Regions from separate parts of the Homo sapiens genome. Here regions 2 and 3 are each linked to region 1. Evidence: chromatin loops called from intact Hi-C (ENCODE). Cell type or tissue: endothelial cell of umbilical vein. All regions are shown on one strand.

What was found. Hi-C counts contacts between places; a loop is a spot of excess contacts. Peaks named below come from ENCODE experiments on the same cell type or tissue, not always from the same donor. Only the 100,000 strongest peaks of a DNase experiment are listed, where the experiment ranks them.
Region 2: it touches region 1 in a loop (4-fold over the local background); 3 of 110 quality-filtered maps call a loop at or near these places.
Region 3: it touches region 1 in a loop (5-fold over the local background); 3 of 110 quality-filtered maps call a loop at or near these places.

Annotation. Positions count from the first base shown.
Region 1 is chr12:42,023,057-42,025,556 of GRCh38, forward strand. It overlaps LOC105378247 (a long non-coding RNA gene), which reads right to left. Exons shown (of 4, transcript XR_944875.4): 2 at 1,233-1,438. Among named protein-coding and RNA genes, the nearest start is that of GXYLT1, 120 kb to the right of the region's middle. In endothelial cell of umbilical vein, a CTCF peak has its summit at 1,338 (motif pointing left); a DNase peak (open chromatin) is centred at 1,135; H3K4me3 peaks cover 326 bases; H3K27ac peaks cover 390 bases.
Region 2 is chr12:41,441,209-41,443,708 of GRCh38, forward strand. All of the region lies in intron 3 of PDZRN4 (PDZ domain containing ring finger 4), which reads left to right. Among named protein-coding and RNA genes, the nearest start is that of PDZRN4-AS1, 30 kb to the left of the region's middle. In endothelial cell of umbilical vein, no CTCF peak of the experiment used is centred here; no DNase peak of the experiment used is centred here.
Region 3 is chr12:41,520,914-41,523,413 of GRCh38, forward strand. All of the region lies in intron 5 of PDZRN4 (PDZ domain containing ring finger 4), which reads left to right. Among named protein-coding and RNA genes, the nearest start is that of PDZRN4-AS1, 110 kb to the left of the region's middle. In endothelial cell of umbilical vein, no CTCF peak of the experiment used is centred here; a DNase peak (open chromatin) is centred at 1,158; H3K4me3 peaks cover 211 bases; H3K27ac peaks cover 2,193 bases.

The DNA of each region.
Region 1 (2,500 bases):
ATACATTCAAGGCTTTCTCTTATATTTCCAGCGTGTCTCTATGTCCAGAGCCTGAGGAGGGCTTCCCACCGTACCCTGGTTTGCTATGTTCAAGGTAGTCTCCACCAAAAGTTCATTCATTCAGTCAACATTTCTGAGAGCTTATGAGGTGTCAGGCACTACGCAGGGCACAGAGGGCACAAACATGAGTGAGATGGCATGCCTGTTCCTAGCAATCTCATAGTCTAGAGAGGAAACTCCAGCACAACGGGGCTAGTGCCTGGTATAGGTGTGAACAAAGGGAACAGCAGCAAAGAGAACCAAGCCACTGACTCTGATGGGAATGGTGGGGAGGGATTTGCACGTATGGCTGTGCGATGAGTGTGACCAATATCCATCCATGATCCGCATGGCAGGGAAATAAATTAACCTTGACATTTATGATCTGTACTTGTTTAAAAATATAATCGAGCATAACATCAGATGGGTTGTTAGACTGATCCTCAAGAAACCTGGGTCAGAGTTCTCACTCTGCCTCTATGTGAACTGAGCACGGCATTGCACATGGCCAGGCGTCACTTTCTCACAGTATTATTTAATCAGTTGAGTTAAATAATCCCTAAGATCCCAACTAGCTGAAAACTACATGATTATTATACTTAATGTCATCACTTTCCCACCCAAAAAGCATTTCTATAAGTTATTTAAGAAAATAAAGCTAAATATATCTGTTTGCCACGGTCAACACATGCAAATTTAGCCAAAGGAACAGACCTAGAAGAAGAAAGCAGACACAAACCAAAAGACTAAAGAGCGGAGAGATTGCTGGGGAGCCCTGGGCACAATGAGTGGATGAAGCAGGAACGCAGAGAAGTGTGGCTGTGGTTGTTTAGTTTTGACTGAATATCTGCAGGTCACCTTCTTGACCACAAACTTCTCAAAGTTCCAAATCACATCTTCTCACTGCAGCCCACTAAAGAGCACCAAGGGATCTTTCATAAATACAAATTGGTTATGATGAAGAAGAGAGTGTCCGTTCGCTGATGTTTGTTGAGTGCTGCTGATAACAGTCTTTCAACCTGCCCCGAGCTGCCTTCTCCTGACAAGCAATTTGTAAGACGTAATGAGCCCGGTTAATCCAACACACGCAGCCCCCTGGATCACATGTAACAGAAACTGCACGTCCTCCAGAGCACAGATCAGTATGAAGCGAGGTAAACTGTGATTCTAAATGCGTAGTTTCCTTTGCTCACCCAGCTCGGAATAGGTCGCTTGCAATCTTCAACTCAGCTCTGCCAAAGTTGGATTCCTGTCCCGCCACCGAGGCGGCAAAATGGGAAGCGCAGCGCCATCTGCTGTCCGTCGAGGGGAGAGTCGAGGCTGCTACGGAATTGCTACGGTGTATGGAAGGGGGTCCTTCCGGTGGGACCTGGACTCCTTTGCAAAGCAATTCTCTCCACTATAAAGGAATACATGAGATTTATTTGTTACAGTGCGAGCTTTCGTATTTATTTTGTTTTCTTTAGGTATGATAGTCTAGATAAAATTTCTTTGATTTCAGACAAAAATGAAATTAGAAATTCAAACCTAGTTATAATGTTTTAATGTATGCACTAAACTAGGGCATGCATTTCATAATAAAAGTATCTAACCCCAATTACAGAGCTTTCCTTCACATTCATTGTAAGTACCATAAAATTAATGGCGTACACACAAGCTGATATTTATACAAATATAAAGAGAACTATTGAAGAAGGAAAATGTATTCAACTATGTTATAAAAGAAACAGCACCTTTTGAGTTATTAAATATTTTTACAGTAACATTAGAATTTAAAGCAAATGGTTCAAAGGATGTCTTGCTTTCCTAAAAAAGCTGAAACTTTGCACCAAGTTGGCTGATTTGTTCTTAATTGCACTTGGTATGTAATTCTATTTTAATAGTCTATTTTCAGAGCTGACAGTGGGACACTGAGTTTCTTTCAACTATGAATGAAAACGTAATGTTTAGGACTAGATATTGGCTTTCTAATGTAGATGATTTGGAGCTTGTGTGTTATGACCAGAAAAAAAAAATGGTGGACAGAATGTCAAGGACAGCCACAAATATCTCGGAAGTCTCACCTACAGTACCGCCATCCCTAAGATTCTAGAAAGATACTATGATGGGGACCTGGACAGTGATACCCAGAGGCAGCTTCCTTTGGCCACTTTCTCCCGACATCTGATTCCAGTGGATATTTATTAATTAAGCTTCTATTACTATAATTTCAGGTAGGAGAGACCGAAACAGGTAAACTATGCTTATTTTTTATTACAAATATTCCCAAAAATATTTGGAAAGAAAAAGATGCTAGAAATAGCATCTTCAGGAAACAAAGTATAGGTTACGCTGTAAGAAACTGCTGCTGCTTGGCTATTTTTTTTTTTTTTTTACCAAAAGCAAAGGAATTTCATATAGTTCACCCTAATACTTAGGACACTCAAGGGTGCACTGACATGGATGTGATAGGGAATGACAT
Region 2 (2,500 bases), 580 kb before region 1:
TATGCAAGATTCTATTCTTATTCACTTCCCACATCAGGGTAAAGAAATTAATTTGCCTTCAATCTCAGGAAAACCAGAAGTAGACTAGCACTAGTTCTCAGACAATGTCACTGCTGTGACTGCTGTTCTCTTCTAAGTGGATACTGTAGCACAACAGAGAGTACATTTATTAATTTGAATGGTTTGGCACAGCTAAGAGGTCTCCCCACCACCTGCATCTGTGAATTAGTAACATAAACTGAAACAGAACCTGCATTGAAAGTAACAATATTGGCAGCAGCTGACAATGAGAAGTTAGAATATTCAGACACTGTGCTAAGCACTTTTCCCTAAGCATCATCTTATTTAATCATCACAATATACCATGAAATAGTTACAGGATCCCTTCCCATAGCTTTTAAATATGCTAAAGTCTCCTCTATTCTAGAATGTTTCTTGGATCTCATATAATCTCCCTTCTCTGGGTGCTGTCCCAGATCTTTCAGAAATTTATTTTGTCTCATACTATGTAACCCCTACTCATAGTCTCTTAACATTTTCCCCCAGACTTTATCCCTTTCCCATGTTCCTTAGCGCCAGTGAAGGTCTCACCCTCCCTTTTGCTTTCAACAAAACTCAAAACCACTGAATGAAAAGGGCCACTTCTGCCTTCTCCACTCACACAGTGGCTCCCCTGGCTCTCTTATTTGTGCACATTCCCAGCATCAATTCCTGCCTTCCCACAGTCACAACTCCTTTGATTAACTCTCTCTGATACCGTAAGAATTTTCCCTCTTAGAATTTGCCATTGTGTCACTCCACCCTGATGGCTGCTGCTGGAATAATTTTCTAGAAAATGTTTAATGGCTCCCAATTACTATAAAATGAAGAAAACATGTCTTATTCCAGTATTAAAGGCCCTCTTGAGTGGCTTCTAGGTTTCTTTCCAATTGTCTCTCTTCCTATTCTTCCTCTAATGCAATTTGTAATTGCTCCAGACTCTATTTTTTGCTTTTCTCTTAAGGTAGGCCTCCCAATTTGGACCCTTGTAACTTACTTCCACTTTTCTTCAGCCTCTGTGGAATACACCTTGTAATCATCTCTGCCACTATTTTCTTCTATCACTAGTTATTCAAATGTCTCCTTGTGCAGAGAAATTTCTGCATTTATTGTTCTTTTTTTAAAAAAATTAATCTCTCCCACCTTCGGACTCCTTTTCATGTTTGCCTGCCTGGTATTATAGTCAATTCTGTATGAGTGAATTATAAGCATCTGGAGGGCAGGCCAGGTGCTTGTTTGTCCTTTCACCTTCACTCTCACAGCAGATCCTCATTAGGACTCACCAGGATGCCCTGCTCATCTGCAGCCTCTTTAGAATTAAACTACCCCATCCACAGCTGCTGGCGAAGGCCCATATCACTCTGTCTTCCTCTCTACTTTATATCTAACAGCTGATTAAACCAGGGACAAGCACCTTGTGCATAAAGTTGAGGGTTCAGTTAGGTTTTTTCAGTCTCAGAAATTTATATTGTGAAGTAGGACACTAGTAATGGGGCAAGGGTACAAAGGAATGTTGGTGGGGGAGCTTGGGGGTTTGTGTTCCACCATATCTATGAGGATCTGACCTACCAAGAGAATCAGAGACATCTAAGAAATGAAACAGATGGGTAATGAGAAAGGCTAAGAAATAAATAGCAAGTCCTCAGAATGGCTTTATTTCCCCAGTTCCAATACCTTCCTATGATAAACCTCTATTTTATTTGCTAGAATGAGGTGTCTGTTCCTTAAAATCAGAATAACAAGTGAGGATGCACTATAGTAATGGCTTGCTTTTATCAACTACTCAGCAGATGTCTTAAACTCTAGACATGTGGTTCAGTTCAAAAACTCTGTGTCAGCTCTGATTGCTTAATATGTGCCAAGCCCTGGACTTTGCCATGTGATAGTCCTTGCTTTTGAGAAATGCACAGTCTGGTAGCATAAGAGAGGCATAAACAGAGAATGTTCAATTTAACCTGGTAAATATTGAGTCAACAGAGATATTGACAGACAGCTATGGAAATGCAAAGGTGCTGCTCAGCATGATGGGAGCTTGGGGAGTGGGGGAGAAGAAGGGAGGAGAAACTAAAATGATGAAAGGGTTTTTAAAAAGCCAGTGGAAGTGGTAAACAGGCAGTAGATGTCAATGGATTGGGAGTTGGAAACTATAAGCAATAGGTATCGCTAAATGCTAAAGTAAGAGGCAGACTCCCTGGGTATGGCCTGACAGTGCTCAAGACAGACCCTAAAGAATTTCCCATCTTCCAATTTTCTGTTCATTTTTTTAAGAGAAAGAGAACTGTGATAAGAGTTCAATTGTAGATTTGGTTATGGTGTGTGTTTGGGGCCAATTGGGCTTGATTTGGGGATGGTGCACTACAGCAAGACTACAACAAGCGAAACCAACCAGGAGGCTGCTGAAAAGCCTAAGTTAGTGGTCAAAAGAATGTAAAAGGAGAATAAAAGTGAGGCCTACTAGGAG
Region 3 (2,500 bases), 500 kb before region 1:
CTGAGATACAGCACTTCTAGACATCGTTGAATTTTAAATGTCCATATTTCATTACTTAAAATAAGACATTTAAGGCAACATATGTTTGTATTTGGTGTTGATGCAAGCTATTATAGAAGTCACAGTTTTGGAACCGAAATCTAATTGTAAGTTGGAGCTCTGCAGTAGAAGTTATTCACCAGCCGAAGTTAAAATTGACCAGTCTCTCAAATATTCTTTTGCCTGTGCTTTCATTTCATTGTTCTTGCCCTCTTACAGATATTCTCTTTTCATATTTCTATTTGTTAGCAAAACATTTCAATAGTAGCAAAATGTTAGAAGTTAAATCTGATACTTTTTCTTCATTCTGTAAAACACATTGACACCATTTGCTCTTTTTGCTCTCTTGAGCATACCAGGTTTTTAAAGTCCCAGATTCTTCTCAGTAGGAATGAAGGATTCTATAAGAAGCAGTTACCAAATAGGAATTTGCTGTAGAAAGCTTGTTGGGAAAAAAAAGTTATACATTGTATAAGATGAATAGAGTTCTTTAGTAATCAAGGCACAATAAGAGATATTAGAGATAGAAATTTGAAATAATGGAAAAACACATATGGATTAAAAACGATTACATCATATTTGGACCAAAGAGAGTTAAAATGAAGAGAACTTTGACATGGTGCATATGAACCATAAGGAGGCTATAGAAGCACATCAGATGTACTTGACAGAGGAAACTGAAGCCTGTGAAGGTTAAATATTCACCTGTCACAGCTAGTTAATGGCAAGTGCTGGGCAAGAATTTCTTCTTTCTCTTAAGAAATGATTTTTTTATTATTTTAAAAGGACTGTATGCTTGTTATTGGTATTTCATTATTCAGTTTCCCCTTTGGCATGTAATTGAGTATGTGTTCTTTCCTAGACTGTGTAATTGTCAAGAGGATATAGTATTTCACTTTGTTTTTATAAACAAATTAAAACTAATACATCCTACATATTATGTGATTACCTGTGGTTTATCTTATGAGAGAGGCCTAAGACTCCTAAATAGCCGTTGGAAGGGTAGTGTTTTTCCAAGGGAATGTTTATGAGTAACTAGAGGATCCACTGACAGCTGTTGAGCCTTTTTTGCAGCCAGGAAGTTCATAATCCTTAAAGAATTTTTCCTTCCTTTGACTTGTACATGGCTATCTGCCAAGTAAAGACAGTTACAAATCCTTTTAAGCAAAGGTTGTAAATATGCTTTAAGAGCATGTGAGCAATGCAGTTGGGAAATTCAAAAGAAAACTGATTCCCTGTGTGGAGACATCACTAAATGTTTTTAGTTAATAATGATTTAATCACTTCCTGTCTGATAGACAAAGAAATTAACAAAATCTCTCCCTCCAAAATGAAAGTGAAAGGGACTCCAAACTTCTCTTTGTCTCACTCAGATAATTTGCATGACCAGCAGACTTTCCATGACTTACTTTTTTCTGGGTTAACTTGAAGGTCTAAGTCTCCCAAATGATGAGCTTTTAGATTTATTCACCTTAACATATTTTTTTGGAATGCATTCTCATGCAATACAACCGAGTGTAGGATGGGTAAACTAATTCACAGACATAGATTAATTCATATAGGTGGCAGCACATGTGAATATTCAATTAGTTTTACTATCTGATTCTTACAGAAGGAAATGAATTAACATTATCACCACTTCAATACTGGACTGGCCGTTTTATATGCAGGTTCTATTCTTTATGTCTGCCAAAAGAAAAGAAAGCCATACGTTCTCTCAGATGTTGGGAAATTAGCTTTAGGGTCATTTCCTGTCACTTTCCTTAATGGTCTTAAACATGTGCATAGCTGTATGGTAATAAAGTATAGACGTTCATAATATTATAATTCAAAATGATCAGTAGCTGATTAGTATCAGATCAATCATGTGAAAAGGATTCTAGAAGACTTTCTATTCCCCAAATTATTTTGCTCATATTCCAACTATATGAAATAAATTCCCCTCATTAAGTCCTCATTCACTCTTCCCTATAAATAACTTGCCCAATAATTTACAAGTCATTCCTTCAAAAACTTTTATTCCCAAGATACTAGACATCTAATTGTATCACTCTTATTGGAAGAGAAGTTGTATTTAGGTATATTTGGAATCAGCCTGAAGTGCACTCAAATCAGACTCCAGTGCTTAGTCCTGTGTGACCCCTCTGAGCCTCGGGTTCCTTATCTGTGAAAAGAAGATAGTATTAATAATACATATTTGTTAATATTAAATGTGATAATATATGAGAACGTGTAGTCCTGACTGGCACATACATGGTAGATATGTATATATTCAGATATATGCCATCATTTCGTGGCCCTGAGAGAAAAATGGCTGCCAGTTTTCCCAATTAGCTGAAAGGTCCCTCTCATGTAGATGCTGTTGACTGAGGAAGAAAATGCTGGAGAAGGAGCATAGCTATAGGTTTGCTTGTGGACAATTTGAGACATGGGAACATTCACGTGGAAGCGTCTAGAAAGT